Linked DNA regions of Mus musculus: regions 1, 2 and 3 are each linked to region 4. A link is a loop called in an ENCODE intact Hi-C map of the cell type or tissue named here. Cell type or tissue: left cerebral cortex. All regions are shown on one strand.

Region 1 (8,000 bases), 70 kb before region 4:
TAGCCCTGGCTGCCTTGCCTTGAACTCACAGCGATCCTCCTGCCTCTGCCTCCCAAGCGCTGGGATTAAGGATGTGCGCCTCCACTGCCCAGCAGATCTGAAGCTTTACAAGAAGAGGGAGAGAAGTCATTCTTGGCTACTCATACCAGTAATCCCAGCATTTGGGAGGTGGAGGCAGGAGGATTGCCACAAGTTCAAGATCAGCCTGGACTACAGGTTCAAACAAAACAAGAAAAAACAGGAGAAACCCAAAGAGACATATGAGCATGCTACACTTCTCACCCAGGATGCTCTCTGCTGCCTTCGCAAGCATCCCCCATCAGCGGTCCCCCATGGTTGGACCACAACTACGAATCAAAATGAACCCCTTTTCTTCCTACCCAGCCTATAGTACTGTGGTAATAGCAACAGCAAGTATCCTAATATACCAGTGATCGCTGGCAGAATCCCTCAGTCCCCGTGGCCTACATCTCATCTCCTGTTGGAGGGCGTACAAACTGGCGGTGCCCACAGCCTGATGTCTGGGACTGTAGACACAGGATCCTCTCATGGTCTGTAGGTCCCACGAGACAGTGAGGACAGGAAATTTTGATGTGACATTAAGTTGAAGGGTCCCGAGTGCCCCAGCCTGGCAAGCCGAAAGCTGAGTGACAGAGTGGTTGTGCTGCTGTCTCTGCCCACTGATGGCTGTGTTCCACCCCCCAGGTCCTCAGGCTCTGCCCTGCCACAGAAGGCCACACACCTCCATGTCTCCCTTTCAGCAATGGAGACTACAGCGCAGGGGTCAAGCTTAGCCTCATGTCTGGCTACAAGAGGACCTTAGCCTTCGCATACAGATAGCTTAGGACTGCAGAAAGCCACAGATACCACTGACCAAGAGCGTTCAGTAGCTTTAATGTCTTTTTAGCTGACCTGGAAAACCTGCATCACGAGAAGGAGGGTTCTAGTTTGTCTTCTGCAATGGTCAGGAGTTTTGTCAACTTGACATAACCTGGAGTTATCTGGGAAGAGGGACTCACAATGAGAAAAATGCCCCCACTGGATTGGCATGCAGACGTATCTGTAGAGCATTTTCCTGATTTCCGATTGCTGTGGGAGGGACCAGTCCACCGTGGGCGGTGCCACCCCTGGACAGATGGCCCTGAGGTCTATAAGAAATAAGGTTGAGGAAGTCACGGGGAGCAAGCCAGTCAGTCAGCAGTGTTCTTCCATGGTCTCTGCCTCAGCTCCTGCCTTGAGTTCCCACCCTGACTTCCCTCCATGATGGGCTTGAAGCTTTATGATGAAATAAACCCTTTCCTCTCCAAGTTGCTTTTGGTCCTAGCGTCTTATCACAGCACCAGAAAGCAAACAAGAACACCTTAGACCAGGCAGACATCAACCACAGAGAGAAGGCTGGGATCTTACACCTTTCCCTTCCTCCAGCCTGACCCCTACTGGTTTTTGTGGTGGGGCTTGGGGGGTGGGGCGAAGATTTTATGTAGCCTAAGCTGATCTTGACCTTACTGTGAAGCAGAGGACGACCTTGAACTCCTGAGCTTCCTAACTTAGACCTCCAGGTGTTGGCTTGCTGGAGCCACAGGTGTGGAACCCCACGTTTGCCTCCTCTCCTCTACCCTCCCCTCTTCCTTCCCCTCCTCTGGTCCTTCCTTTCCCTTCCTTCCAGCGTCTCGCTCTGTGACCTAGACTTCTGCCTCTAAAGAATTATAGTTACAGACAGTACCTATTCTGTTATTATTATTGTTGTTGTTATTATTATTATTATTATTATTATTATTATTATTATTATAGAACGTTTTGCTGGGCAGTGGACCTGCACACTTTTAATCCCAGCACTTGGGAGGCAGAGCCAGGCAGATCTCTGAGTTCAAGGCCAGCCAGGTCTACAGAGTTCTGGTCAGCCAGGGCTACACAGAAAAACCCTGTCTCAAGACCAACCAACCAACCAAACAAACAAACAAACAACAAAACCAAACAAAAAACAACAACAACAAAAACAAAGCACCCCCCCAAAAAAAAACAAAATTAAGAAAAAGTTTGGTTTTTTTTTTTTTGGTGGGGGGAGGGGGAAAATTTCATATATTAGCCCCCCATCTCTATGGATCTTCTCGTAAATTCATGATCTTTTCTTTATTATTGTTATACACACACACACACACACACACACACACACACAGAGGCTACTGAGTTTATTTAGCTTTGCCTATATGTTGTGTGTCCAAAGCTGATCACTTAGGATTGGACAACCGTCTCGGGAACTGAGCCCTGGAGGAAATGGGTCCCTCTCTCAGCAGGCACTGACACCCTGTGGTTCCTTTCATCAAGGCGTGGAACCATTGAAATTCTACTTGTCCGAATTGACGTCATCAAGATTCTAGGCTTGCTCAGGAGGCCGTGGTGCTCTGAGTTGGTGGGGTGTCTATAATTCTTCACAGACAACTTCAGAGCATCGCTGGATAGACAGCTCTGTTTGGGAAAGGCTCCAGGAGGCAGAAGTCTGCCAAGTCATGGCTTGTCTTCTGCGTTGTGTATCAAGGTCACCTCCACTGGTCAGTAGCAGAGGCCCCAAAGTTGGCTTCTAGAAGCACTACATCTAGGAAGCTCTGGGTTAGCGTTAGTCCACGGGCAAGAAAAAGCTCATGCCACCAACTCCACCCAGGGTACCACTGCCTCTCACTTTACTGGCTGTCTGTTTCCTTTGCTGGGCTCATGGTGACTGTCATTTCCTGATGTGACCGTGTCTTTAGTAGGCTCCATGAACGTGAGGCCTGCTCTGCCTGAAAGTTGAGGCCAGAGCCCAGCACCCCAGGGACCTGACAGGATACAAGAAGTGAACACAGGACGGTTCTCCGGAGTCTGGGGGGGTTTCTTGACTACTTTTCATTTCATGATGTTCCAATGATCACTATCACTTTATCCTCGACTCCCCGAGAGGTCAGGACACCTGGCTTATAGTTAGAAAATTGGAGCTTGCCGTCTGAAGCTGTGCCACCAGCCACATGCACTTATTTAAATGAAAGCTAATTTAAGTGAAATAAAATGTGGATCTTGGCTTTCCCCAGTCCTTCCTGTGTACTAGTTACAATCTCACGAGTTCTGTGGGCAGTGGTGGCCGGTAGCTTCTGTTTTGGCTCTCCTGGTGTGAGATGCTTTTGACCAGGTGTGCCAGATGTGCCAGGGCGTGCTATAGGAAGTGTCACTGCATGGTCGGTCACATGGACAGAGGAGAACCAACAGTCATATTTTTTCTGACTTCTGGTCCAGGGTGCTTTCCTGGGTCCCCTGGATAGTTTCAAGTGCCCAAGGTGAGAGGGGAGCCTGCACTCTTCTTCTCTAGGCCAAGTTTGGCCGACAGTGGACTTTCTCTGGCTCTGGACCTAGGCCTGTGTCTCCGCAAGTCAGTTCCACTCTGGTCACCATCCACAGACCCTCCATCCCTGGAAGCCGAGGTAGCACTGCTGGCCTTGTCAGACTCAGCAGTCCGGATTTACCTGTTTGCCCACTCTGAGGGCTGCTGTGAGGAAGAACCTGTGGAGAAGCAACCCGAGGAAGGAGGGTTTCTTCTGCTCACAGCCTGATGCCGCTGACAACACAGCTACCAGCAAGCAGGGAGACAGGGACCACTCAGCGAGCTCGCTTTACTACATATGGATTTGGAGATATGAGTCCACCGCCGGCCTGGAACTCTCGATGTAGACCAGGCTGGCCTCAGACTCATAAGGATCTACCTGCTTCTGCCTCTTAACTTCTGGGATGAGAGGTGTGCTCCACCACACCCTGTAGGATTTTCTTCTTATGCGGTTCAGAAGCCCAGCCCATGAAATGATAACTCCTGCCCTGAGGGTGGACTTCCCCGCTCAGGTAATCCCATCTAGAAAGTTCCCCACAGACCTGACAAGCCCAGAGTTTTCCTTCTGGTTGATTCTAGAGCCTGCCAGGCTGACAGCAGTAGCCACGAGTATTCACCCTCCTGTCGCCTGGATGGGGGAGGAGGGCCAGACTCAGCTCTGCCCCCTCAGGATAGGGAGTTCTGATTCTCTCACAGAAGCAGGGCGGACTGTCACTTCCACATACATAGTGGGTGTAGCAGACTTGCAGTGAGGTTCAGCTGCTTCTGAAATAAACTGGAAAGCCATGGCTCCTGTCCATGTAATTCGTTTTATGGATGTTGCCTTAGCTTGAATGCCCATGTCCCCCATGCAGTGGCCTCTCTTCTCAGGTGATGATGATGATGATGAGATGTATGTGTGTGTGTGTGTGTGTGTGTAGTATCAGTGTATGTAAGGTGTGTGTTTATATGTAATGTGTATGCATGTGTGTGTGTGCATATATGTGTGTGTCCCTGTGTTATGTGGTATGTTGTGTATGTGCAGTGTATGTGTACTATTCGTGTATGTGCAGTATGTATATATGTATAATGTGCATGCATGTGTATGTATGTATGTGTGATATGTGTACATGCATACATTTGTGTGTCTCTGTGTGTATGTGGTGTGTGTGTGTAGCATGTGTGTATGTGTGGTATGTGCATATGTATAATGTGCATGCATGTGTGTGTGTATGTGATGTGTGTGTGCTTACATGTGTGTCTCTGTGTGTATGTGGTACGTGTGTATGCATGTGTATGTGGTATATGCAGTGTGTGTGTAGTATGTATGTATGTGATATGTGTACGTGCATATATGTGTGTCTCTGTGTGTATGTGGTAAGTATGTGTGATGTATGTGTGCATACATGTGTGTGTCTCTGTGTGTATGTGGTGTGTGTGTGCGATGTATGTGTGCATACATGTGTGTGTGTCTCTGTGTGTACGTGGTATATGTACATGTGTGCTTTTGGTACATGGCCCATCCTGAGAGCAGAGCCCAAATTTGTGGATTAAGACTCTTGTGGAGGGCTGGTGAGATGGCTCAGTGGGTAAGAGCACCCGACTGTTCTTCCAAAGGTCCAGAGTTCAAATCCCAGCAACCACATGGTGGCTCACAACCATCTGTAACAAGATCTGACGCCCTCTTCTGGAGTGTCTGAAGACAGCTACAGTGTACTTACATATAAAAATAAATAAATCTTAAAAAAAAAAAAGACTCTTGTGGAAGCTCCATGCAACTTTCTTTCTTTTCCTTACTATTAAATTCGCTTATTAATGCTATTTTATCTTATAGTACTAAAAAGTAAACCATGAAATCAAAGAAATGCTAGAAAGATATAATTATAGGCTCTGTCTTAGTAAAGACAGATTTCTATATACAGAGGTTAGGATGGCTGGGTGTCCCAGGATAGACCACAGAATGAAGGCAGAGCCTGTCCTTCCTGGGCTCTGACTTTACAGGTCTTGGGTCTTGGGCTTCTAGCTTTGCCACGGAGTGAGGTCAGTGCCTGTTGGTGGCAGGCCACCGGTCTAAAGTGTTTTGATTGAACCCTAAACATGCAAAGCCACCATGAGGCTCAGTAACGGCAAGGCCTCTGTCCAAGTTCAGAGGAGTGTTCTGCTCCGTCTCAGGGTCTCGGGAAGATTGGTTAAGAAAACCCTCTTTCCCTCTCAACCTCAGGACCCGCTGTGAGCAATGTTACCCTCCTTGGGGCTGTGCTGAGCCTAACTAGATGAGAAAGGGTGTGGGAGTATGCTCCTGAGAGATATGGGAGGCTCCATCTGGCTGGGAGGCATCCACAGGTCGGCTGACACACTCAGCATCCATTCCCCTTTCCGTCTCAAGTGTCAAATTTTCTCTTCTGCGTGCTCCCCTCCCCCACCTCGGCCTCTCCATTTCTAGGTCTCCTTTGGCTCCTTGCCGTAGCTTCCTGTCTGTCTGCTCTCCCGGCCACTTCCCAGGACTCCTTTCCAAAAGCCAGGATGTCCCTGCTGTAACCTACGCAGGACTTCAGCTCCCTGGGATAGAGGGACTGATGCTGGGCAGGAGGACTAAGAACTCCTCCTCAGGAATGATTTTAAGGCTGGACCTGCCATGCGGGTTGATTAAGAGTGTATACCAGGACCACGGGAGGAAGACCACATGTGGGAGTGTTCTGGCTGCCCTGCTTGCAGCTGAGCCTTTAGTCCTCGGGTGACCCTTGGGCTTCCGCAGTCTGATTTGCTGCCTCCAGGGTCTTTCCCCTTGCTGTCCCCACCCCCCTCCACACACATGATCATTTTCTTCACCTTTCTCCTCCATCCAACATCTGTACGGAGCTCTGCCCCACTCTGTTCATCCACAGACACCCTGTCCTCCCTGTCAACTCCTGTCACCTGTCGCAGGCAATCTAGGGTGTGTGTCATCCTCTGCTCTCAGCGTGCTGATGTGCTGACACGTGTGCAGTTGATATTGTCACCCTGCACGGTCAGAAGTGGTGTGGCTCAGCACTGAGTGGGGCTGCTGTGGGTAGAAGGGAAAAACAGTCAGAGCACAGCTGGACTGTGGAAATAACGGAAGGTGCCTTGGGCGTTTCTCCTACCCCTGCCTGCAGTTCCTCCTTGGCTGGCAACAATGTTTCTTTAGAGCACTCCACTTTCTTCAATTGGCAACAAACAGGGCATGTGCGGCTTCTGAGCAGCTTTGCCCGGCCACATGCTAGAGATGCTCCCTGTGACTCAATCACCAGAGGCTAGAGGCAGTGTGCCCTAGAGCAGGTGGCTCCAGGCCTGACTACGGAAAGGACTTTCTGGGTACAGAGGATGAGTCAGGGCTTCAGTTACAGGATCCTCTAACGTGCAAATGTTGTACGGGGTTCCTGTCCAGAGATGCTGAGGTGAGGTTGGGGGGACAGTGTGGATGGCAAGGACTGGTTTCAGGGAGTGGGTTCTGAGAGTCTTCTGGATAATAGATAAGTACCAGAGGTGTCTTTCCATGCACCCCATGGTGGCACTTCCACATGCAAAGATGCCGAATTCACTTACAGTTACCTGGCTACTGACAACAGGCTAGGAGATAGGGAACACGGAGCCAGCCAGGATTCTCCATCTCTCACCCTGAGGAGACATTATTCTTAACTCCGTTCCTGTACAGACCAGAGAAATGAAGCAGAGAGAAGCTAGCTCACTTTCCCAAGTTCACGCGGGTGACCCACTCCAGGTTCACACCAGGCCTCTGTGGCCTCCTGGCCCTAACCCCAAAGACAGCACTGCACGGCCTTTCAGAACTCAGAACGTCAGGAAGGCGGCTGTGTGAAGGAGGGATGAGCCTCTCCTTCATGTTTCTAGTGCCCTGGAGTTTTCTCTGCCTCCGTATGTTAAAAAGAAAGAAAACAATGTAACGACAACAACACAGAGAAACTTAGATCATTTTGGAAAAAAAAATACAAAAAAAAGTCTGACTTATGTGAAATTTAATTTAATTTATTTTTATACCAGCAGCTGTCAGTTCAAAGAACAACAACAAAGTAACCATCTGCGCTTAATTTCATCAATCCACTGTCGATGGTCACGTGAGCAGGGCTTTTGGACTGAGGCAGAGCACGTGGCCCTTGTCTCAGCCCACCCCACCCCCCAGGTCCTCTGTCCAGCGGAAAGGAGAGCTGGTGGGTGGGCAGATTTAAGGGTGGAGAGACTTGGCACCTGGGAGGAAATGAAGTACTGTTCAGATTGTAACCCCTGATCCTTTCCTTTGTTTGGTCTCACCATGCCATTGTGGGTGAGCACCTGAGCCCTGCTGAACAGGTGGGGTAAGGGAGTCCCAAAGGTTCCTTCATCTAAGCAGACAGAATCAGACCCTGGTTTGTTCACTTCCTAAATATACATTCTTATGGACACACTGTGTGTGGATCCTTCGGAGTGCCTCTGGGCTCTGAAAAAAAAAACAGAGGAGGAAGAAGAAGAAGAAGAAGAAGAAGAAGAAGAGGAGGAGGAGGAGGAGGAGGAGGAGGAGGAGGAGGAGGAGGAGGAGGAGGAGGAAGAGGAAGAGGAAGAGGAAGAGGAAGAGGAAGAGGAAGAGGAAGAGGAAGAGGAAGAGGAAGAAGAAGAAGAAGAAGAAGAAGAAGAAGAAGAAGAAGAAGAAGAAGAAGAAGAA
Region 2 (8,000 bases), 1.7 Mb after region 4:
AGACAGTCGGCCCTCTCTTGCCCAAACGTTTACCCAGCAAGTTGATCGCAATTTGACATGCATGCAATTTAGCAAGATTGATTTCATTATACAATTTAAAAAGAAAAAAGAAAAAGGAAAAAATTCTTGAATCTCGATTGTCAAATAATGATTGTTCTGCTAAGGAGTTTTGATGTTCCGAGAGTAGCCTTATCAATTTAACTCAATAAGCTTGCAAAATGTTCAAAGCAAAATAAGATGCCTGGCCCCGAAAGGAGATGAAGCAGACGAGGGTCTGATAGGAGCTCAGTGGGGAAAAAAAAAAAAAAAAAAAAAACGTGCAAGGAAGGCAGGTCCTTTCCTTTATTGCCACCGGATAGATAATTTAATTGATTTGTCTTCTATGCATAAAAACTGATGAAGGGGTGGTGTCAGATGAGAAATTTAATATTTGTTGAGTGTCTGCTACAAGCCTTCGGGATGAAACATTTCCCTGTTTCTTAGCCATTTAACAAGCTGGTAGCCATATCCCTAGAACACACTAAGGGACAAATATTAGCCCAGAGAGGTTAAGCTACTCCTTAGAGGTCACTCAGCATTTGGTAAGTGGGTTACTCACATATATTAACCATCATCTGTGTGTCCTGCCTCAAATTGCTTCTTGCCTTAAATCGCCCTTCGCCCACCTAGCAAAAGTTCATTAGGAAAGGTCAGCATGAGCCTGGGGGCCCAGAGAGTGAGTTGTCTCCCAAGCCTCAGGACAGGCCCTAGCAGTCCACTGTCTGTGCTTCTCAAAAATGTCTCTGTTCTGCGCATGCTAAGGTATAATGCTCCCAAATAAAGAGGCAGGAAAACCCAAAGTCTACCAGCAACCCCAAATCAGGGGTCCTTGAGGGCCTGTGTCTCTGGGTGGCATGGACCACATGTCTCCAGCTTGCTAACCAGCCCTCACCCCCCCCACACACACACCACCCACACCCAAGCGCTTCCCCGACCATCCTCCCCTTTTCCTCCCCCAAACACAATGGAAAGTTAATTGAGTGTTTTATGCCTTCGAAATATCAAAGAAATGAAAAGAAGGCAGGTTTCAACCATATTTCAATAATACGTGCATTAATTTTTACCTTTTACTGACATTTGCACTAATTTCCTTAAATGCTCTCTCGGGCTCTTTTTTGATCTGTCTGGCTTTGTTGGGCTCGTGATAAAGGCTTACTTCAAATGCAAAAAGATTAACTCTCTTTTCCTTCATAGAACAATTACGGATTGTATGATGTCTCCATCATGAAAGAGAGCCCGGACAGACGGGAAGAGTCACGAGAGTTTGTTATAAAAGTGGCAGTAATAATTCTAATTACTTTACTCTAAAAGATATCAAAATTGCCCCCCACCACCATGCATAGTGTCATTCAGAAATTGTTGTGGGGGTTTTTTGTTTTGCTTTATTTTGTTTTTGAAAACTGGGAGCAATGCGTTTAATTTAATTTGGGTCATTGTCTTAAAAGTCTCGCTGTACATCCACATTTCCTAAACCCCTGGCTGGCTTCTGAAATCGTAGGGAACGCAGAATGCCTTCCCCGCATAACATTCCAAGTGAGCTAGAAATGATAACTCCACTTTCTATTTGTAGCTCACTATTTAAAGCCCAGGAAAAACAAAGAATAAAATCCTTTAATTTTGTCAAACGGGTGCGATGTTTAAATTCAGCAGTGACTACAGTTCAAAAGACCAGATGTTCTCTTGTATTTATATAATTTTTTTTTGCACAATAGTTTACCATTGGCAAAAAAAAAAAATCAAAGCACATTGTTGAATTTGGCATTTCTATGTCACACACACACACACACACACACACACACACACACACACTCACACACACACAAAATCTGGAGATTGTATTATATTAAATTAATTCTAATTTTATTAAAGCCAGAGAGAGAAAGAGACAGAAATAAATGGAGAGACGGCCGTATTAATCTTATAGTAAATTAAGTCCAAGAATAAGAGACAACATTGATCTGAAAATGAGAAGTCACTGCTCTAATGCATTCGGGTTAACGGGGAGAAGCCGGGGCGGTTTGACCCGTTGTCCGTCTATTTCAAGATGAACATTTGTTAAATTCTAATGAAAAAACGCTGCACTTAAACTCTGGCAAGGAGACAATTCTGCCTCCCGCTAACCCTGCCATGACTCAAAAAAAAAAAAAAAAAAAAAAAAAAAAAAAAAAAAAAAAAGAATTTAAAAAGTAAAAGATAGAAAAAAAGAAAAAGCTTCGCTCGAGGAATAAGCATTTTTAAAAACAGTCTTCTAGGGGGAGCCGTGTGGTGATAAAATTAGATGTTCAAAAATTGCCCAAAACTCAGAAGCCCTGAGTTTTAATTATTTACATGCAGTCAGGTGGGACTTGGTGTAGTCCCAATGATGTAGGACTTTTCTGACAGTAAATATATTAATTTCTTTAAGTCCCTTTTAGTGAAAGCTACTCTCCCGGGACAGAATGTTCTGCCACCCAGCACAGCAGGGGAAAGCTGCCGATTCTTACACTTCTGTCTGTCTGTCGGAGTCTCTGCTCGAATACAGTAAATGTGGGAAAGGTTACTGGGAGAAAGAGTAATGTTATCCAGATTCAGTTTAACTAAGGGCTCTGTTCCTTACTGAGGAGACAAAAAGACAGACGGGAAGGGAGGGAGAGAGGGAAGAAGGAAGGAAGGAAGGAAGGAAGGAAGGAAGGAAGGAAGGAAGGAAGGAAGGAAGGAAGGGGAGAAAGAAGGAAGGAAAAAAGAAAGGAAGGAGGGGGAAAGGAGGGAGGGAGGAAGGAAATAAGGGAGGATAGAGGGACAGAACGGGGAAGGAAGGAAGGAAGGAAGGAAGGAAGGAAGGAAGGAAGGAAGGAAGGAGCATTCACCTTTGTCTGAGGCAGCTCTTTAAGTGAGAACAGAGCGAGGCTGCCTCATAGCTCCCAGGAACAAGGCAGCCCTCTAATGCAGCAGACAGGTGCTGGAGCTAGTATGTGTGACCTACAGACTAGCATACTGGGTGTCCCTCCTTTGTCAATCTATGGAGAACCAACTCTATACAGGCACTATTTCACCTGCCATTTGGGTTCTGGGATGCTGGTCCCATGTCCCTGGATGCCCTGCAGGGACAGGTGACATGCCAGCACACTGCAGGTGGGTGTGCATCTCAGAAACACCGTCCGGGAAAACCAGGCCTGTGCATCTTTGTTGACAGCTGGGCTGTGTCTTACATGCTGGGAACCTAAGAGACTCAGTATATATTCACTCGTTAAATAAACATGTACATTGCAGAGAAGCAGGTGTTATATCCAACATCCTCTCTGAAGAGAACTCTCTAGAACTACAGCATTTATGAAATGACAGCCACACTCTCTGGGCTGGGTGACAGGAAGCTCCTTTCAGAAACCATTTCAGAATCCCTGAAATGAGAACAACTGAGAACAAAACTGACCCTTCCCCCAGGCTCCTGAAGTGCCACCTGGCTGTCCCCGAGAAGGTACGACCCTGAGAGCTCTGGGGTCACACCTCCTGGCTCACAGTGCCCCTGTATGAGTAGCATCTCCAGCAACACGCCCCGCTCACAGGAGCACAGTGTTCCGTTAGCAGTTTGTGCTCGGTGGGAAAGAAGGCAGGCGAGTTAGTCCTTGCCAAAAACGGCAAATGTGACACTCCACAAGCAAGACACTGTCAGGAGCAGTTGCTAATTTATTTTAAGTGCCCCCTGAGTTTTTAATTTATCTGGAAAAATAAATAGATAAATCTGAGACTCTCCCTGCCAACCCAGCCCAGCGCTGGGTCTGCAGTGGCGGTGGAGGTTGGGGGGGGGGGGTGACAGCGACTGCCTCGGAAGAGAGGTGTCAGGATGTTCAGCCAACGAGGCAGGGCGGGTGGCTCCCATCCGGGCGCATTAGAAGTGGATCTATATGGAATTCATAAAGAGCTGACCTTTCATGTTCCTAAATTGGCTCGAGACACACATACGAGAATGGAAAAAGAAATCTTTCTTTCTTTCTTGAGATAGTCTGCAATTCCAAACAGTACGGCAGGCTTCTCCAAGCCCGGATTCCACAGGAAGCTTGGAATGCCATCGGTCTAGTTTAGAAACTCGTTACCCGGAGTGAGGAGCCCAGCGAATATTATCGTTTCATAAATATGCAGATTTTGTTTATTTAAACATTTTTTATGACACTTTGTGTTTTCCTAAATTGGGTCATCATTTTAATATAATTGGAATCTGATATGTGTCCTGTTTTCTTTGAAAGCCATCTGGTTCATTTTTTGACTTTCAGAAACCAAATTATCTGTGGCAATATTGGGCCTTGTGGTGGCTCCTTATGAACCGAGATGTAGCTTAAGAGCATTGAGTCCGGGAGGTCCAAGGCCGTGCTCGGAGGCCTTCTTCCTTCCTATCTCAAAGATGGGCAGTTAAGAAGGTCTGCATGCCATGAAGATCTCTCAAACCACAGAATCCACAATCTTCACATGAGGAGAAAATTGAGTTGGTCCCTCAGGCACTGTCTTAGAAGGAAAGCTGGTGGCCAGTAGCTACCTGTCTGGTTAAGATGATAGAGCCACAAGGATATCCAGATCCTGAGTGCCCTGGGTGTAGGATGCCTGCATGGTATATGCTCCTTTCACAACACTGAGTACTAACTAGCCGGTGCTAGAGGCGCCACTGCTGACCGATGCTGATTCCAGAAAGAAATCAAATACAGTGAGGGGGTATGTGGCCGCTAACAAAGTCTCCATAGCTGGTGGCTGAAAAAAAAAAGGGTACACATAAACACATACACACATGCACACACACAGAGACACATGAACATACACAGAGACACATGCACACACAGAGACACATGCACATACACATGCATACACAGAGACATATACACACACAGAAGACACACAGACACATGAACACATACACACATTCACACACACAAGCACATGCACAGGCACACACAGACACACACATGCTCATACATGCACATGCTTGCTCGAGCACACTCTCTGTATCTCTGTCTCTCTGTCCCTTGTAACCCAGCCTGGTCCCAGGGGAGCAAGCTTGATAGCAGACTCACCTGCTACCTAACCTAGCAACCAGTGCTTTCAAGACCTATGCTATGGCCTCACGGCCAGGTCGGAGCACTGGGTCAGCCCTTGCTACACAGGACAAAGCAAGCACAGGTGTGGGGCTAGGGAGCCACAAGAGGAACCAGGGCTCTGGCAGAAGAGCTCTGGTTTCCATTATAAGGCCCAGCTCTACACTGGGAAGAAGCAGGCAAGCTGAAGCCAACTGCTGCTCATCACCAAAGCTGTGGTCTGACATGCAATTCACTGGCCAGGCACACACATCCCAGAATAGCTATAAATGCCACCTAACACGTTTATAGATGAAAACGTCTTATGACAATGTCAGAAGGTTGAGCACCACTGGAAAGCTAGCACGCCACTCATATACCCCAGTCAGCAGACCAGTGGGTGACTCACATCCGTGTTCATCTTACATGAATGCTGTGGTGGGAAAGAAGCTGAATGTTCCTTCCAAAGTCCACCAATAAAACTGAAAAATAAGAGGCCGGAGAGATGGTCCAACTGAGGTTAAGGAAGAGCACTTCAGCTCTGACAGAGAAGCCAGTAACAGTTCGCAGAAACTCCCTTGATAGCTCGTCAGCATCTGTAACTCCAGTGGATACCCTCCTCTGGCCTCGGCTGGATCCAGGCCAGCACATGGTGCATATTACAAACATGCAAGTCAAAACCACACACATAAAATAAGAATAAATAAGTATGTGTGTGTGTGTATGTGTGTGTGTGTGTGTGTGTGTAGAAACTTACAATAGACTTAATTAGTTAATTAATTAATTAGCTAATTAATTAATTAAAGCAGGTGTGGTGGCAAGCGCCTGTAACACCAGGACTTAGGCTGAGGAAGAGGTAGGGCTAGGGCTAGGGTTAGGATGAAGGTGTGGGCTTAAGAGTTGGAGGCTAGCCTGTGCTGTTTAATAAAACCGTCTCAAAAGACCCAAAACAAACGAAATGAAATCAAAAATCTAATACATATATTATTCCTTGAAATTAAAATTCCTTTGACTAGCAAATGTCTGTTTGCCCCACCCTCCTTGCAAAGAGACGAACGCATTTCTGACATCCACCCTCGCTTGGCTCCAGAGTGGGGCCAGAGGCCTCTCACTATCCGTAGGTAAGATTCTTGCTCTCAGCCTCAGTTGCTCACTTGGAAATGAGCTTTTGGAAACCAACATCAGATGCTTCCTTTTGTTGTTTATTAGACATTTTCTTCATTCACATTTCAAATGCTATCCCGAAAGTCCCCTATACTCTCCCACTGCCCTGATCCCAAACCCACCCACTCCCACTTTCTGGCCCTGGCATTCACCTGTACTGGGGCATATGATCTTCGAAAGACCAAGGGCCTCTCCTCCCATTGATGGCTGACTAGGCCATCCTCTGCTACATATGCAGCTAGAGACATGAGCTCTGGAGGTACTGGTTAGTTCATATTGTTGTTCCACCTATAGGGTTGCAGACCCCTTTAGCTCCTTGGGTACTTTCTCTAGCTCCTCCATTGGGGGCCCTGTGTTCCATCCAATGGATGACTGTGAGCATCCACTTCTGTATTTGTCAGGCACTGGCATAGCCTCACAAGAGATAGCTATATCAGGGTCCTGTCAGCAAAACCTTGCTGGCATATGCAATAGTGTCTGGATTTAGTGGCTGTTTATGGGATGGATCCCAGGGTGGGGCAGTCTCTGGATGGTCCTTCCTTCCATCTCAGCTCAGAACTTCATCTCTGTAACTCCTTCCATGGGTATTTTGTTCCCCATTCTAAGAAGGAACAAAGTATCCACACTTTGGTCTTCCTTCTTCTTGAGTTTCATGTTCATAGCAGCCTTATTTATAATAGCCAGAAGCTGGAAAGAACCCAGATGTCCCTCAAAACAGAGGAATGGATACAGAAAATGTGGTACATTTACACAATGGAGTACTACTCAGCTATTAAAAAGACTGAATTTATGAAATTCTTATGCAAATGGATGTATCTGGAGGGCATCATCCTGAGTGAGGTAACCCAATCACAAAAGCACACACATGATATGCACTCACTGATAAGCGGACATTAGCCCAGAAACTTAGAAAGCCCAAGGTACAACTTTCAAAACACACCAGATGCTTCCTTAAGGGTCACGCTCAGGGTGACAGGAAAAGACAGAAACTTTTGACTAGCAGGAGACACCCCACTTCCAATTGACAGAAGACACAGTGCAAGCTTCGGAAAGGATGCTAGTGTTTCCCTCTGAGCCAGTCTCTGTCCTTGTAGCAGGAAAACAGCCACAGGTGACGGCAGGAAAACAGCCACAGGTGAAGTCTAAGCAGCTTGGAAGGCTGAGGTAGGAGGACTGCCGAGGCTGCAGTGTGAGTTCAAGACAACCCTTAGCAACTTGGCAAGCCTCTGTCTCAAAATAAAAATAAATAAAGAGGGGACTGGAGAAATATGCCTACAACTCTCGGAACTTCAACAGCCTCTTCTGGCACCTCAGACACACACAGACAGACAGATGGACAGACAGACACACAAACACACATATGTACACAATATTAAGAAGACTATGGGAGTATCTTAGAGTACTTCCCAGCTTCAGTAAAGCACTGGGCTGCAGTCTCTCAGTGCCACAGGAAAACCCATTGTTATGCACAGGTCTTTCTGTGTGTGTGTGAGTATATAATTACATATATTGTTAAGATGCTACTAACTATTATCTGTAAAATAGAACAAGAATAGATAGGTGGAGCAGCAGGGACCTTTGAGAGAGAAAGGATTGAAGCATCTGAGAGAAGGGTCCTAGATGAAAGCGCCTGGTGCAGAAAACCCAGGGAGAAAGGACCTCGGACATTCAGAGTCACACTTAGGATGCTGGTGTGTCTCCTTCCTCCATTCCTGGTCAATGCTGGTGACTTAAAGTCAGGACTGGAGCTCTGGTCTATTA
Region 3 (8,000 bases), 120 kb before region 4:
AAGTCCCCCATATCCACCCACCCCCACTCCCCTGCCCACCCACTCCCCCTTTTTGGCCCTGGTATTCCCCTGTACTGGGGCATATAAAGTTTGCAAGTCCTATGGGCCTCTCTTTCCAGTGATGGCCGACTAGGCCATCTTTTGATATATATTGCTTGCTGGATTCTTAAGATGGAGAGATGTTCAGAGACAGTAGAAAAAAGTTTGGCATGGTTCTTTGCCACCTAGATGGCAGAAACAATTCTGTGTGTCTCTGTGTGTATCTGTCTGTGTTCCCTGGAAGCGCTTCTCTGGGCCCTTGAGGTGGTGTTTGTAAAGGGTTTGCTTCCCATGTTCTTACCTGCTGTGCAGGCCTGTGCAGGTAAGGTGTTTTTCAGGTGCCCTTGTCACAGCTGTCCTCACTTGGGATGAAGGCTTTCCTCTGTCTTGGAGGGAAAGATGTCTTTGAGGCTCTAAAGGCAATGGAAACACTCACTGCTGGTGGCTAAAACCGTGTATCTGCCTCCGTAGCTTACTAGCAGGGAAAGGAAATGCCTTAGACTGGCAGCTCCAGCGACTTGGGAGGTTGCAGAGGATGGACCACCTAGAGGGGCTGGGACTGTGGCCTCGCCATACCAGCTTCTTTTCTTGTCTGTCTTTCCTCTGGCTCTGCTGGATGTTAATTTTGGATCTTCATGTGCCTTCACAGGTATGCAAGACTTGTTGATGGATCAGTTGTTGTTTTTTAAAATTTTTCACTCTGATGTATAACTTTTAATTGTCTACTGTTAACTTATTTTTAGTTTTTTTTTCTTTCTAAATCAGTAAATATTTGAGTAAATAAGTGATTGATAGCTCATATGTGGCTGGCTTAGGCACAGTTTGATGTATGGTTGATTTTCCTTCAGTGTATACACATGGTAACTAATAAGTACACTGTAGAGATGGTTTTTTGGTAATATTTTAGCAAACTGCAGTTAAATTTAAATTGCAGGTAGACTATAGATTCAGTCATCTAAAAAGTATTTTTAAATGTAATGATCAATATTGTTATTCTAATTTCATATTTTGTTTTAAGGTGATATATATTTGCTAGGATAAAAATCTACTCTCCCCTACATGCACACATGTTTGTGTGTGTATGTGTGTGTACATGCGCTCATGTGAGCAAAAAGCAGGAACTCTTGATTAGATGTGTATCGATGTAGTTAAATTTTTATTTGATCATATTGAGTGAGTTTGAAGAACTTTATGATGAAAAAATTCCCCAAAGAATTGAATGTAATCTGTGTTTAAAAATAAAAGTCTTAAAAATTGATTTTTCCTTCAAGAGCTGAATATATGAACCATGCTTTGATTCTGATTTATGGGCATCAGAACTAAGTTGTAGATTCAATGGCTGCTTTATGATTTGTCCTTGTTAAACTGTTCTGTGTCCACTAGGAAATACAATAGGAGAAGAGGGTTCATTGACTCCTAGGTTCGTGCTGTGATGTGTGCTGTTTCTGGCTTGCCTTGGTCATGGAGCGTCCTTTTAGTTCCCATCTTGCATCTCCCCTTCATTCTGCCTCCTTCCAGGGAAACCTCCTTTCCTCCTCTGGTATCGTCTCAAAGGGAGAAGGGCTCCATCCAGACCTGGGTGACAGCTGACGGGGCTGTCTGCCGCGTCTCTGTTCTCTTGTCTGACTTGCTGAAGTACTTATCAATGTACATCAAATGATGTTCTCTCAGAAGCCCTGCAAAGCATCCCAGTTATGAAACATATGTGACTGCGTCCAATATCAGATATGAAGGTCTGTGTCTGGTTTCATCCTGGTAGCAGTAAGAGAAATGGGGTCATCTTTGGACTTAGGTGTGTCTGTCTTGGCAGATGAACCCATGTTCCTTTTAATTTATGTTTAAGGCATGTAAGATAAATGTATTTTAATCGTCAGTTTAATTACACAGTATTATGGCTTTTCATCAGAACAAACTTAGGTACAACTTATGAAATGCATTCCTGTAACTGTTGAAAGAGCAGTGCTGGACTGCATTTGTATTTTGAGAATTAATTGATTATGCATTACAACAGTTGTAAATTCTTTAACATACAATTTTTAGGAGTCATTTTTATGGACTGATCAACTTCCCTTTTAGCATATGGAGTGGCTCTGTGAAGTGACTGCTGTATTCAGGTTGGCCTCCTGAAGCAAAGCAGTCCAGGCATAAGAGACCCCAGCACAAAGGGATGATGGGTTTTGGGAAGACTCGTGCTCTGGGCCCTTTATGTGTTGGTATCTTTCTTTTTTCGTTTTTACATCAAATGATGATCTATCAGAAGATAGAACATCAGTGTTCTTCAGCCTTTAGATAGGTTACATTTGTTTCATTTGAGAATTGTTTTAGGAAATACCTGAGCATATTCATGCAAGTAGCATTTTTAAATGTTTACAACTGCTTATTTCCTGGTGCTAAACGCAAACCCACCCTTGATTCAAACACATTTTGTTCCTGTGCACAACTATTAACGTTTCGAAGCTGCTTTGCACACTAAACGATTCCGGGTTAGGGATCCACATAATAATGGAGTGTACTTGTTTGGTTCTTCACAGAGGTTTGTTGTAAGAGCTTAAAATACGACTGCCACTGACTTGTGTGATACACAGTAACTGTTTATTTAATGTAAGTGCACCCTGGATCGCTCCTCTCTCAGCCTGAGGAATTTGCATGCTGCATAGCAGCCATCTTCTTTTATACTTTATTAAATATCTGTCAATTATAAATATCAAGGTTTTACATTAATGTCAAGATAGTACATCAAAAATTCATGGAATATGTGACTTTTTCCAAGGGTATTTAATACTTAATGCATTTGTGTCATTTTTCTTCTCAGAGATATTGACAGCTTTTATTAAGTGTTTGTTAGGGAGATTTCATTTTTATCAAGGGACTATAAAGAGAAGCTGCATGCTAAATCAATTTTAAAAGCCAGAATATCATTCATTTTTCCATCTTCAAACACTTATAATCCATAGATTTTATTTAAATTTCTTCTTGGTTTATTTTTGTTTTATGTGAGTGGTAGTTCGTGACAGCACTTTAATAAGGATCAACTATGCTGACTGTAGTGGTTTTTAATTTCCTTAAGCATCACTACCAGACCCATGCAATATGGTAAATTCTTCAAAATGTCATACTTACATATTTAGCAATATTGCTTCTTTTTATTGAAGCCAAACAAACAATTTTAGATATTAATCTTTCCCAGACATAGTGATTATTTTGTACAGGTACAATATTGCTGTTCCTCCTTATTGAGGGCTCCTCCTTTGGACGGAAAAAGGAGAGCTTTGAGAGGGTCGCCCGACTTTGCAGAGAGAGTCTAGAATTATTTTAATTTTCACTTATTTTTGAGGTAGAGTTTTATGTAGCCCAGTTTGGCCATTGCTTGAGTAACTGGGATTACAGGTGTGCATCACCAGCCCTGGCTTTAGAAACTCAGCCTTGCATGCTCCCCGTCTGATAAAAGCTGTGCTGTTGTTTATTTCCACATCAACTATTTATTATGCTCAAGAAATAATCATGTGTTGTTTATGATTGGAAGGAAGCCTGTGTCTAGTTTCGGACGCTGTTTGTTAGGATTTTGGGTGGAGCAGCTAGTGAGTCAGCCCCTGCCGGCTCCCGTTGGAGGCCTGTTTCTTGGGTCTGTCTGAGGATTCTCTAAACTGGTCCCACATGCAAACCGTTGTCTGGGAAACTATGACACTAAAATCAATTGGCCACCAAGAATGAGGTTCATGGTTCAACTGCAGAAATCTTTAAAATCCAGGGAAAGCCGTGGGGAAGCAGGTCAGACTTATTTCCAGAAGGGAGCAGAGTATCTTTGCCCTGTACTAGGAGTGAAATATTTTCATCACGTGAGGACATTTGATAAGCTTTCAGCTCACTTCAAATTAATTTTAGTCAACAGTGAAAGTTTTTTTTTTTATTTCTGTTCAGGTATTAAATGAAAATTGTTTGCAATCTACATTTGTCTTAGTTTTGTTCATTTTTTTTTAAATAAGGGAAGCCATTTATTTCCAACATTAAGTATTAAACATTAAAGAAAAATTATAGATGAATTATTTTTGATATTCAAATACCTCTAAATCCTTCAAGAATACTATATTCAGATGAAAGGTACTGGCATTGGTTTTGTTTTTGGTTTTTTGTTTGTTTGTTTGATTTTTTTTAGAAACCTGATTTTATTCAAATGAAGCTGAATGTTGCTGGTAGGGACTGCATGCACTCTTTGATGCTGCCAATAGATGGTGCTGGCGTCACAGTAGAGAGAGCCTGCTGAGGAGGAAGGCACTGGCTGTGCCTCAGTGCCACATTGTGCTTCCGACTGTTAGGTTCATGTGTCAGTGCAGACTGGCTTTCATACAGGATCATGTGTACTAGGCACACCCTGGTTTTTTGAGAACAGCTATTTCTAATTGTTTCTGAAAATGTTATATAACCACACAGAAAATATACTTACACATCTTTTTTACTGAGGTTTTTATTTTTAATGATTTTATCAGAACTGTTAGGTCATGCAGGATATATGCAAACTATTAGAAGGTGCACATTGGTTTAGCCTTCCATCTTCTTAGTCCTGGAGTGGCCATACATGTTCTTGAGGAATCCAAGATAAAGAAACTCAACTGTTGGAAGAATGTTTAAGTGCTTTTCAAAACTGAAAACTGTCAATTTTTTCCCTTATTTAATATCAGCCTTTTGTGGGGAGGGTGTTAAAATTTTATTATTTCTGAGATTTCACATAGGTATTTACCAACTTTCAAAAGGCCATAGTAAATTCCATAGTTTAAGAGAATTAAAACATTTTTTAAAAATAAAATTTTTGCATCTTTTAGACTTTGGAAAGAGAATTTGGGTGTGCAAAGTTTTCAATCATAAGATAAAATGAGATTTCACTTTATTACAAATGAAAGGAAAATTGGTCAATAGAATCCGTTCTCCTTACTATTTTGCAGTTTGTCTCTTCTTACCAGGTTAGTTTTGAGAAGAGGAAAGGGCCTTATGGTGATTAGTATGTTTAAAGGGAAATCTGGACTCTGTCTTGGCTAAATGTGATAAGTAAGAGGAAGGCATACCTCGAATCCTCAGAGCACAGGCTCCAGGGCAGGCCGGTGGGGCGGGGCTGACCTCCCCTAGCATACCATTTCCTGAACCAGACTGGAAGTGCCCTGTCATGTTCTGTACGTCCCCTTAAAGTCTCTTATTTAATTGCACATTGCTAGTACAATATTCATTTTATCGCATTGTGATTTATTTATGTTGAGGCAGGTACTAGCTAGGTAGCACAGGCAGGTCTCACATTTCTGATCCTCCCATCTTAGCCTTTCAAGTGCTGGTGTTTACAGGTATGTACAGATACACCTGGCCCAACATGCATCTTAAAGATTATGTAAATACAGTTTTACATTTTGACTTTTCTTCCAAAGGCTTAAAATGAGGCTATAAAGAGAGGAGAAGCAGGCACCTGGGAGCTAACACCCAGTTAGCCCCTTTTGTAATATATAATTTGTCTAAGATTATGCACCAAGGACAAGCTTTTGTTTTTCTGAGTGATTTACGGTTTGAGCCACTTCTGCCTCATTCCCTACTGCCCTGCGCACAGTACCAGCCAGCACAGTACAGGGAGCGGTGATGAATTGCAGTGCACTTGCCGTGCCGTACCTGGAGTTAAAACTGCTGCGTGGAGCCACACTAGCAGGCACACGATCAGCTTCCGCAGATCTGGTCTCCAGCTCAGAAACAACCGTTTGTTAATCTGATCACTTAACTGCAATCTGTCTCAGACTGTAACTGAAACTTAAGGTTAAAATCACACTGTTACAGCTTTAATTCCTTAATTGAGACAGAGTTTTAAGTGCTTACAGGTCTAAGGGGTAGGGCATTATAAAAAGGGAATGTGAAGCTATAAAATTTTCTTCCATGTGTAAAGTTTTGGATATTTTATCAAATGTTCTTTTGTTTAGAGAAAAAAGTAATTTAATGATTGTCTGTGTTATCTTTATCTTACTTGTATAATTTACTTCATTCTCTCACAAGACTTGACTTTGCTTGATTTCCTGTGTTTGATCCACATTTACTGTGTAAATAATTCATTTGCACCTAAGTCGATTGTCATCAAGTGTTATTAGAGAATGTGAGAGTATTTCCAACGTACTAGAGGGTTTGTAAGTGTTGCTTCTTGTGACATACAAAGAGAATAAAATCTAGCAGAGCATGAGACCCCGGGAGAGGCAAGCCTCCCTATTGGCTTTGCAGGCTCCATGTTCCCTCAGAGCTCGTACTCGTAGCAGAGGGTGTGCCTGCCTTTGTGCAGCAGTCCACCTTACACTGTCTTGTGTGGTGTCTGTGGGTTCCGGATGGAAGTGTGAAGGAGCAGATTTATGGCGGCCGCTGGGCACAACAAATTAAGTTGACAGTGATGTATGAGGGCACAATAGCACACTGATCCCTCAGTTGCGCGGCTGGACGCCTCCTGCTTCATTTGGCTCTTGTTAGGATCTGTTAGCAGCTAAATAATGAAATTCTGTTGACTGATTTCTGTTTTCTCCCTTTTTTCCCCCCCACCTCTGCTTCCTAAAACCGTTGATTCCCAGACCCATCCTCATGCCAACAAACTGCCCTTGAAGGAGTCTTTCACTTACGAGGACTACAGGTTTGTGAGGGCGCTGTGTTGCGGGTGGTTTCTGAGGATCTGGAAGTGAGGGCAGCTCGGCAGCAAGTGGCCTGCTGCGACCACTTACAGTGTTGAAATAGGGCGGTCTCAAAAGCCAGGGTGAGCGGCTTCGATAAGCACTGGCGTTTTGACAGCTGCCAAGAAACCGCTGTGAACCTGTAATGCCAGTAGCTTGCCTGAGGTAGCCAAGGGGCGTTTGGGCTTAACATTAGTGTTAAGTGTTGCTAAAGGACTTTTTCTCTTTTAAGTAGATTAACATTAGTGTGAAGCAGGGATTCTTTGGAACATAGAGCTAACGGACTGTGCTATGTAATAAAAGTGCCGTGTTCCATGCCTCGTCCACACCGTGGAGGGGTCTGTTAGAGAGGAGAAGCAGCACCCACTGGTCGGTCAGTGAGGCTCAGAGCCCTGCCTACCGCTGAAGTCAGCGTTTGGGTGAGGGGGAGCTGGCTTTGGAGAGAGCAGTTTCATCACCACGTAGGTTGAGACCCCTGCTTCTCCTAGTTCCTTTGCATACTCGGTGGGCTGTGTGCAGGCTTCCTTTCCTGCCATTCTGCCCCCTCCTCCTCTCAATTCTGCCTTTAGTTCTAAATGGTACAAAAAAGCCTGAAAACTGGCAGCCACTCACAACCTCAATTTCCTAATTGAGTGTGTTCTTGTGGGGGTGGCTTTTCCACAAATTTACTCTTAATTTGTTTATTTTATTTTATTTTATTTTTTTGTAACAGGTGGGCCGTCTCATCAGTTATGACACGGCAAAACCAAATTCCTACAGAGGATGGTTCCCGGGTGACCTTGGCTCTGATTCCTTTATGGGACATGTGCAATCATACCAATGGCCTGGTAAAGATCTCTTCCTGGGGTTGAGGCTGGGGGCTGCTGAGCTTCTGAGTGCATATTCTCCTTGGCTCCTTATTCCCCTGCCAGCTCTCTCCAGGACAAGCAGAAGCAACCCTTGCTCTTCCCTGCCTGCCTCTAATAGAAGCTGGGTGTCTCTTCATACTGAAGACTGAAAACTCCAATCTTAGAGCACTGTGAGAGACTGCGGCGACTGCGTTTGTATGGTCTGAGCCCCAGCCCCAGCTCTCACAGTCATTTCTTGTCTCACTGGACCACAGGCTCAATGGGCCACTTTGCTTTTTATTCTCTTACAAGTAGGAATTTATTGAAGAAAACCTTTCATCTTTCTGTCTCTCTCTATGGCTCTTTCTTTCTGTTCTCTGCTGACTCCTTTCGCCCCTTGCCCTGCTCTGTTCCTCGGCCACTATGGTTTACCTGCTTTGCTCTGGAGCCTGTGTATGGCAGG
Region 4 (8,000 bases):
TTCAGAGGGAGGATCCTTGGGAGAAGATAACAAAAACAAACGGAATGTCTGTTTTTTCCTGCAAGGACTCCAGGACTTCCCATCCCCCCCCCCCCCCGCCCCCCTCCCCGCGCTTATCTAGATCGATCCAGATTTTCGTAAAGACATAAGATAAAATATAACAGCTCAGAAGGCAAAGACAACATTACAGACTCTTCCACTGGTCCCAGTCTGTGCCTAAAGGATTGAAAATTCTTCAAGGAATTTTAAGCAAAAAGCTTGACCAAGGCTCTGCCCAGTCTGCCCTCACTTGTGCCTGTCATACGGAGCACACGCAGGGAGTTAGGACCCCAGGCAAGTTTAAAAAAAAAAAAGCACTTTGATTCGGTGAAGAGAATTTTAATTTTAATTTTTGAACAATTCCTCTGTGAAGGACGACTCCCCTATCCTTAAAGGGACGCAGGCTGTGGAGATTCACTCTGAGAAAGCAGTGTGAAGCTGGGCAAGAAAGAGCAAAGCATTGTGACATTCATATTTATTCTCTCTCATTTATTTTTATCTGATTATGGTCTGTGTCAAGAGTAGAGCACACAGTAGGCCAAACGCAGGTACAGGAGAAATGATGCTAAGGTTCTATGCAAGGGCTTCAGGCCCACGTTTGAACCTTCACTCTTTTGGGTAGCCACCTGCACACCCCCACCCCTCTGTGTGTGTGTGTGTGTGTGTGTGTGTGTGTGAATGAACTTTATTCTAAACAATGCTTCGTCGTAGGTGGGTAGATCTGTGTAAGGATTTTTTTGGATATACCTGCCTGACCCAAGGTCCTGAGCAAACGCTACTGATTTCCAGCCCAGTATGACAGAGCGCAGAGAGAGCCAGAGCTGATACCCTGGAGCCCGAGGCCTAAGTCAGGCGGGTCGAGCAAGAGGTCAAGGTCGGCAGAGAGGCAGCTATTGATCTGGTTGGGAACCGGAGACACGGAGCGCCGCAAGACTAAAGGGGGAGCTGTGAGACCAGACATTAACAGCTTTCAGCGCAAATGAAGCCGTGCCAGACGGGCAGAGGGAAAAGGAGGAGACTGGAGTGGCAGCTGGGATCGCTTGCTGCCTGCGCCCGGGCGCCTCTTGGGAGAGGAGGAGGCACAGGCAGGGCAGGGCGGCCTCTTGCTGGCGGCCGCGAGGTGGAGCGCGCGGCGGCGACAGCGACAGCTCGGGCCCTGCACCAGCCTTCAGCGCGCGCGCCTTCCCACCGTCGGGGTAGCGCGTGGTCCGGGGAGGACCTGCTGGGGTCAGTCCGGACTGCGGCCGCTGCTTCCCGCTGCCCTGTCCCCGGTCCCCCCGTGCTCTAGCAGGCAGCTGACTCCTGGACCCCTAAGCTCCCTGTTTTCCGAAAGAGCCCCTCTTCCTCCTCCCTCGACCCGGGCCCCTGGCTCGCTCCCCCGTACTCGTAGCCATCTCCCCCAGAAGGTGAGGGCCGTGTTTGAATTTCGCGCCCATGGTGGCAGGCTGCCTTGGGCAGGGCGCAGCGTCTTAAGTCCAGACTTGCCCCTGATGTGCTGTGTGTTTTTGGGCAAAGTCGTATCCTTCTCTGGCCTTCCTTCCCATCTGCGAGTCTAAGAGACAGAAGGCTAGTTGATCTTTCAAATTGATGCGGGGGTGTGCGGATAAGGGCAGTTTATGGATTTCTTGGGAAGTTTATTAAAGGGTGGGTGTGGGTTATATTATTTTCCTACTTCGGCCACTTTCCTAGAATTCTTTTTTCCAGTGAGACGGGATGGGTTGAGAGGAGACGCTTCCAGACTTTGGACCACGTGGAGGGGTGCCCATGTGTGTGTGGTAGTGGGCGGCTACACGCGGCCTGCGGAAGGAGGTGCAAGCCCTCCCCCAACCAGCATCATCTCAGCCTCGCCTCGGTCGGTAGACCCTGCAGTCCATAAGCGCTGGAAACTGCAAGCCGGGGCACATCGTACAGTGATTGTTTTGGGTGAAGTGGGAAGGGAAGAGAGATCCTTCTTTCCTTGCTCCTAGCACTACGCCTCTTCCTTGGTGCCATGGCCCCACCCATGGCTTTCAGGATGAACAAAAAGCCCAGGTGCCCCCTGAGGAGCAGGCCCCGGGAGAGGCGGCTCGCCTGGAGGCCTTGCAGCCTCGCCAATCCCTGGGCTGAAGCCGGGGCGCCGGGCCTGGGGCGGAGTGAGGGTGGTGCAGCCAGGCTCACCACAAAACTCAGCCCCAGCCAGGCCCCGACCCGCCCTGGCCGCCGGGGAAGGGAGAGGGGTCCAGCCTACTGGCGCGCCCAGCGCGGGAGGCCAGGTTATCCAGTAGACCCAGCTGGTCTCCAGGAGGAGAGCGCCGGGAGGGGGCGGTGCATTCGGGACTGCAGCCTGGCCTTGTCCCCGGGCCACGGGCAGGCCCCCACAACTCCCCTTGTCCTGGCCGGCTGGAGATCAAACGGTTGAAAAGGCGGCTCTGTCCTTCCTGGTCGGACAAGCAATTTCAAGTCCGATCCCGGGCGATGGAGGAGGGGGACGACTTCCAGGTTGCAGAGATTTCACGGAGGGAATTGGGGGGGGGGTCGCCGCTACGAGGCACCCTCCTTTCCCAGCGCTGACCACGCCCACTTCTGGGTCTGTGAGTCCCAGACTTCTCCCACGTGGAGTGCCCCCCAACCCGTCCCTCTAGCGCGTGCTTCCCAAGGAGACTAGGGTGTGGGGGCGGGGCAGTGCTTGACCCCTAGGAGTTAATGGGGCCCAGAAGGGCGAAGAACCCTTCTGGAATGGGATTCAAACAAAATGTGCCCCCCCCCACTGTGCCCCTCAGTATCATTAATTTTGTTGTTTGAGACGACCAACCCCCAACGGTTTATATGGAGACACTTTTTTGGAAGTTTCTACAAAATGCTCCCCTCTCCAAATAAGTAAAACCAACTGTAACTACTTTTCTAGAGAGTGAAGGAAAACAATTTTATCTGTCGCCTCAGTCTCCCCCAGCCCGTGGTTTCCAGCCCTCTTTCTCGAGTGGGTGGGTTTGGACTTGCTTGGACTCAGTGTACCTCAGTTACTCACACAGCACTCCGCCCCCTTTCTCAGGGAGTCCGGCTCCCGGGGGAGGAAGAGTGAGTGGGGACAAGATTTTATTTTATTTATCCCCCCCCACCCTCTTTTGCGCTACCGGTGCTCGGTGATAAGACCAGCTTACAAAAACAGTAGTTTGCACGTGTGGCCGGCCGGCCTGGGTTGCGGGTGTGCGCACTGGCGAGTGTGTGTGAGTGCGCGCGCGCGTGTCTCGGTGTGTGCTTTCTTGTTCTCTTACAGGGTACAATGTTAAAAAGCCACCGCTAGTCGCCCCCAGTGCTCCGACTCTCTGGGTCTTTTTGTCTCTAGAGCAGATTAAACGTCACGTCCGCACTTGAACTTGAATTTTATCCCATTGTACAGAGGCAGCCCCAGCCACAGAGAGACCGAGAGCTCCCGGAGAACCCGGACTCCGCCATCTTCACGTTGCAATCTATAGCTCCCGTCCACGCCCGCACCGACCCGGGCGCACTGGGCGAGCCGCCCCGCAGCCCCGCTCCCCCTGGGCCCGCGGCGCCGGGCAGCGCTGGGGAGCGCACGCGGGGACCCGCAGCCCCTCCGGCCGGCGCCAGCCTGCCAGGTGACCCGGGAAGGAGCCGCTCCCGGAGTCCCCCAGAGCCTCGGAGGGGTCAGCCTCCGAGAAAGAAAAAAAGCAGGCAGCGCGCAGAAAACCCAGAAAGAGCCGAACCAAGGCAGCTTTTCATTGCTTTTGGGTTTTTGAGGGGGCGGGGTGAGGGGGTACGAGACAAGTCCCCAAGTTTTCTTTGCCTTTTTTTTTTTTTTGGCTTTTTTGAAATTTGTTTGCATTTTTTCCTCCCCCCTCCCCTTGGGTGGAAGTGCGCGTTCCACCTACCAGACCCCGAAAGAAAAGTGTCAGAGGCCGGTGCAAAACCCGGCGTAACTTCAAGAAGACATTTACAAGTCTAAGAGGCCAAGCACTTTGAAGAAGTGTGAGAGATATTTTTCCTCCAAAAGAATATATTTTTAAAGAAACCGGCCAGCCAGCGGCGAGCAACAGCAGTTTTATAATTTATTTTAGCCTTTTCTCTATTTTAGAGCAAGCCATCTTCCTGGCTTTTTCTTCTTTCTTTTTGCAAAAACAAAAACAAAAACACAGCCCAGAAGAAAGAGCAAAATAAAGACGAAGAAGAAGAAGAGGAGGAGGAAGAGGAAGAGAGGAAGGGCAGAGGCACCAACCCGGGCGGAGGAGGAGGCGCGGCGGCGGCGGCGGCTCAGACCCCCTCCCCGGCCCGCATCTGTGCAGCTTTCCGGGCGATGCCAGAATAGATGCCGGGGCAATGTCCCGCCGCAAACAGGGCAACCCGCAGCACTTGTCCCAGAGGGAACTCATCACGCGTAAGTGTCTGCCGCACGCGCGAAGGGCCGGCGGCTGGGGCTCCGGGCGCCCGGGGCTGGGGACACCAACCCGGGAGCAGCGGCCGAGCGTGGGGTTCTGGGAAAGTTTCTCTGCAGCCGGGGGCAGCCGCCGCGGGCTCCGGGCCGGGGAGGGGGCGCGCGGGCTTGCAGGCGGCTGTGCGCGCCGAGCCCGGCCGGACGCTCGGCCCTCCAAGCGGCGTGTGTGGCGGCGGCGGCGCTGGTGGCGGGGTTTGGAGAGGAGGGGGAGGGGGCCGAGGAGTGGAGGGGGAGGGGGAGCCGGGAAAAGTTGGCGAGCGCGTGGGTCCGCGCTCGGAGGAGCGGGCGGACGGAGCCCCGAGAGCGCCCTGGACCCAGGGACCCGCAGGGGAAAGGGATGGCCGCGGGCTTCGGGTTCCCGGTCGCTGCGCCCCGCCAGGCTGGGCGCCGACCGCGCCGCTGCTAGGATTCCGAAGCCGCCGTCCCCTCCCCTCCTCTCGCTATTTGCAAAAGAATCCAGCTGCGCAGCTGTTTGCTGTGCTGGAGCACCCCCTCCTCATTTCCCCACCTCCGTCTCCTGGGACGGTCTTGTCTTCTTTCCCCCCCCAACTCAAAAAAAAAAAAAAGGTGTGGGGGGGAGGTTTTGGGTTGGTGAAAAAAAAATCCCCGCCACGAGTTAACAAAAAAGTCATGAGTGGGGAAAAAAAAGGGATGCTCTTATAACAGTAAAAATGAAGAGAAAGAAAAAGGAAGGGGAGAAAATACCTATCATCCTCTTATCCATCTTTCTATCTCTGTATCTTTCATCTTCCCATCTAAATAAACAAGGCAGGTCGCGGTGCAAATCCGCCGGATTTCAAGCAAGTGGAGGGGCTTGCAAAGTCAGGCAGCAGGGCAGACTCTCAGCAGCTTCCACCGCCCCAGCTGGGTTCATTTAGAAAAGAAAACGCCAGCGCGAGCCGCGCAGGTACACAGTTCTCCCAGAGCCAGCCGGGTACCCGCGCTGCCACCGGCGAGGTCGGCTTGCAGAGCTCTGGGAAGCCCCGGCCGCAGCCTGCGCGAGTCTCTCCCCCGCGGGTTTTTTTTTTTTTTTTGGTCGCGGTTGCTTTTTATTTATTAAATTTTTTATTGCAATAGAAATAAAATTTCCTCTGGGTGCCATCGAGACCTCAGGCAGGTTGTAATCTTGCAATCCTTCGCTCACCTCGCTGCGTTGGGGCCGGGCTCCCGGCTCTGGAGCTGGAGAAGCCTGTGAATGACGGCCGCCGCTGAGGACTGGCTGCCCTGCAGTCGAGAGCCGAATATTTATGTTATATTTTAAAGAATTTAAATAAATAAATAAATATATAAAGGGGCTCTCCCCTCCCCTCCAACCCAGCACAGGAGCCATCTGCTCGAAGCTATTGCTGTTCCCTCTCTCCTTTGTTACCGCAGACACCTTAGTAAGAATTTGTGCGTTTATTATTATTATTATTATTGTCGTTGTTGTTGTTATTATCTTGTGGGGCATATATATTAAAGTGAGGTTCTTAGGAAAGGGATGTCTCTTAAGGGGAGGAGAGAAGGGGAGTCTTATTTATTTTTTTTCAGTGTTGTAATGTCAAAGGAGACTTGCTGGTTGCATTTAAAACAAAATGTTTTGCAACCAGATTTGAGCCTGGTCTCATCAAGGTCCTTTTGACCACTTGACTTTTATTTTCTTGCTTTAGTACGCCGCAGCCACGGGTTATTTTACAGTCCCTCCCTACCTTTAGGTGAAGTGGTTGTTAAAAACCTCCACACTTCCAGACCCTAATTTGTCCGGGAGGCAGTTGGCCGCCACCCCCATCCCCTGTATAATTACCAGAATTGTATTTGAGGAGGGGAGAGAGTCGGTGGGAAGGGGGAGAAACTGGTAGCCCCCAACTCTGGAGCATTTGCCGTATTAGGGGAAAAGCAGATAGATTTGCTGTCCCTCTCTGGGCATCCCTGGGACATCCTGAACAAGCCCTGAGCAGAGGGACTGGTGGCAGCTGGGTCTGGGGGGGGGGGGTTCAGGGGTGCTTCGTGTGACATCCTTCCATGCATTGGTTCTCTGTCTCACCCTTTCTCAGAGCATCTGGGAAAAGCCAGCTGACCTGCAGGAGAGGCAGAGAAGGCAGAGAAGTGCTGGGGAGAAAAGAGGCAGTGGAGGCCAGGCTGCTGAGCAAGTCTACCTGCCTTCTGGGGACCCTGGGGACCCTGGGAGCCTGGGCATTGTTTCAGGGGGGTAAGCAAGGAGAGTGGTCCGTATGGTGTTCAGAAAAACAGCCTAGAAGGGATAAGACAGGGATGCAGGAGATACAGTGTGGCCTGGGGAATGTGACTAGCTATGAAGCAGGGGATACAGGAGGCCTGGTTGCAAAAGGACTGGCCAGCAGAGCAGGTGTTATCTCAGCCCCTACAGGCAGTCACTCCCATGTGAGATTTCAGATCTGAAGGAAACCATCTAAAACATGGCAGATCGTTTTCACTTGGGTGGCAGCCTTGGGCCTGTGGGGCAGCAGCTAAAGGCTCTTTGGAGATGATGCAACTTAGAATCACTGATGGCCTAGGAAACCAGAAAAAGCCCAGAAATGGCATCCCTGATCTTGGTGTATGTTTCCCAGGGTAGGAGAAGGGCTTCATAGCATGCTACGGTTTCAGGCAGGATGGGTAGGAAGAGGACTGAGGTAGCTAAGGGGGTGGGAGACAGCTGGAAAAGAAGATCTGGGCTTCTGGTTTGTTTCAAAATGTTTGACCCAGATGGATGCGGCTTTTCAAACAGGAGGGCAGACACAGACATTAGGAAAAACAAACACAGATCAGCCTGGGGAACGGTGCTAGGGAGGTAACGCAGGAGGCAGCCGCTGGCCAGGCAGAAGGAAGGGCCTGTACCAGCCATGCCAGGCAGGGTCAGGCAGAAGGAAATGCAGTCTGAGGTCCGTGGAAAAGCTCAAAGGTTTTTCTGAGGGAAACGTGGAGGTAAAATGGAGTGGCCAATTATACAGGCCCTTAATGAAGCCAACTTTTCAATAACCCACCAACAGGTTCCCGAGGAAGAATAGCAATTTTCTGTATGCACTCGTGATCCTGCACAGCAGCCAGAGACCCAAGATTTGCCGCAGAGTGAGGCTGGTTGTAGCCATTCAATGCCTCTTCAGGTTGGGTTTTGTGGTTGTTGTATGTTTTAAAGGCGGCTACGTTGACAATTGTCTGAACCTCAGGATACAGTATACCTATAATGGTCCACTTATCGTACTAAACTGCGTCTCTGATAAATTTATAGGACATGGGCCCTCTTTCTTTCTTTCTTTCTCTTTTTCTTTTTCTTTCTCTTTTTCTTCTTCTCTTTCTCTTTTTCATAGTCGGGTAGGGGCAGTGAAGTTTGTCTGCCCTTTGCACAGAAGGGAACCCCGTGTCGTTTGAAGTGTGGTATGTCAGCAGCTCGGATTCCACGGGAGAATAAAAACATGTTCTTCAAAGGTGTCATGCCAGGTTAATTTTATTCATTTGTAATTCGCACCCCAGTGAAGACAACCACGAGCACACTTTAACAGCCCCCATATTTTCAGAGGAGATTTTTTTTCTCTTATTC

Evidence for each region. Peaks named below come from ENCODE experiments on the same cell type or tissue, not always from the same donor. Only the 100,000 strongest peaks of a DNase experiment are listed, where the experiment ranks them.
Region 1: a loop joins it to region 4, with 2.3 times the contacts of the local background. A loop is called at or near these places in 2 of 42 quality-filtered maps.
Region 2: it touches region 4 in a loop (4-fold over the local background); 4 of 42 quality-filtered maps call a loop at or near these places.
Region 3: a loop joins it to region 4, with 5 times the contacts of the local background. A loop is called at or near these places in 7 of 42 quality-filtered maps.

What each region holds. Positions count from the first base shown.
Region 1 is chr12:108,069,151-108,077,150 of GRCm38, reverse strand. No RefSeq gene overlaps it. Among named protein-coding and RNA genes, the nearest start is that of Bcl11b, 70 kb to the right of the region's middle. In left cerebral cortex, a CTCF peak has its summit at 3,998; a DNase peak (open chromatin) is centred at 4,037.
Region 2 is chr12:106,298,404-106,306,403 of GRCm38, reverse strand. No RefSeq gene overlaps it. Among named protein-coding and RNA genes, the nearest start is that of Gm24986, 81 kb to the right of the region's middle. In left cerebral cortex, no CTCF peak of the experiment used is centred here; DNase peaks (open chromatin) are centred at 2,454, 3,376, 3,570, 3,959 and 1 more place; H3K27ac peaks cover 603 bases.
Region 3 is chr12:108,117,779-108,125,778 of GRCm38, reverse strand. Setd3 (SET domain containing 3) reads left to right here. Exons shown (of 13, transcript NM_028262.3): 7 at 6,615-6,673; 8 at 7,423-7,537. Among named protein-coding and RNA genes, the nearest start is that of Setd3, 58 kb to the left of the region's middle. In left cerebral cortex, a CTCF peak has its summit at 4,251 (motif pointing right); DNase peaks (open chromatin) are centred at 3,692 and 4,286.
Region 4 is chr12:107,999,494-108,007,493 of GRCm38, reverse strand. It overlaps Bcl11b (B cell leukemia/lymphoma 11B), which reads left to right and starts at 4,080. Exons shown (of 4, transcript NM_001079883.1): 1 at 4,080-4,408. The coding sequence starts at 4,351. In left cerebral cortex, CTCF peaks have their summits at 1,030 and 3,318; DNase peaks (open chromatin) are centred at 1,053 and 3,328; H3K4me3 peaks cover 5,547 bases; H3K27ac peaks cover 5,784 bases.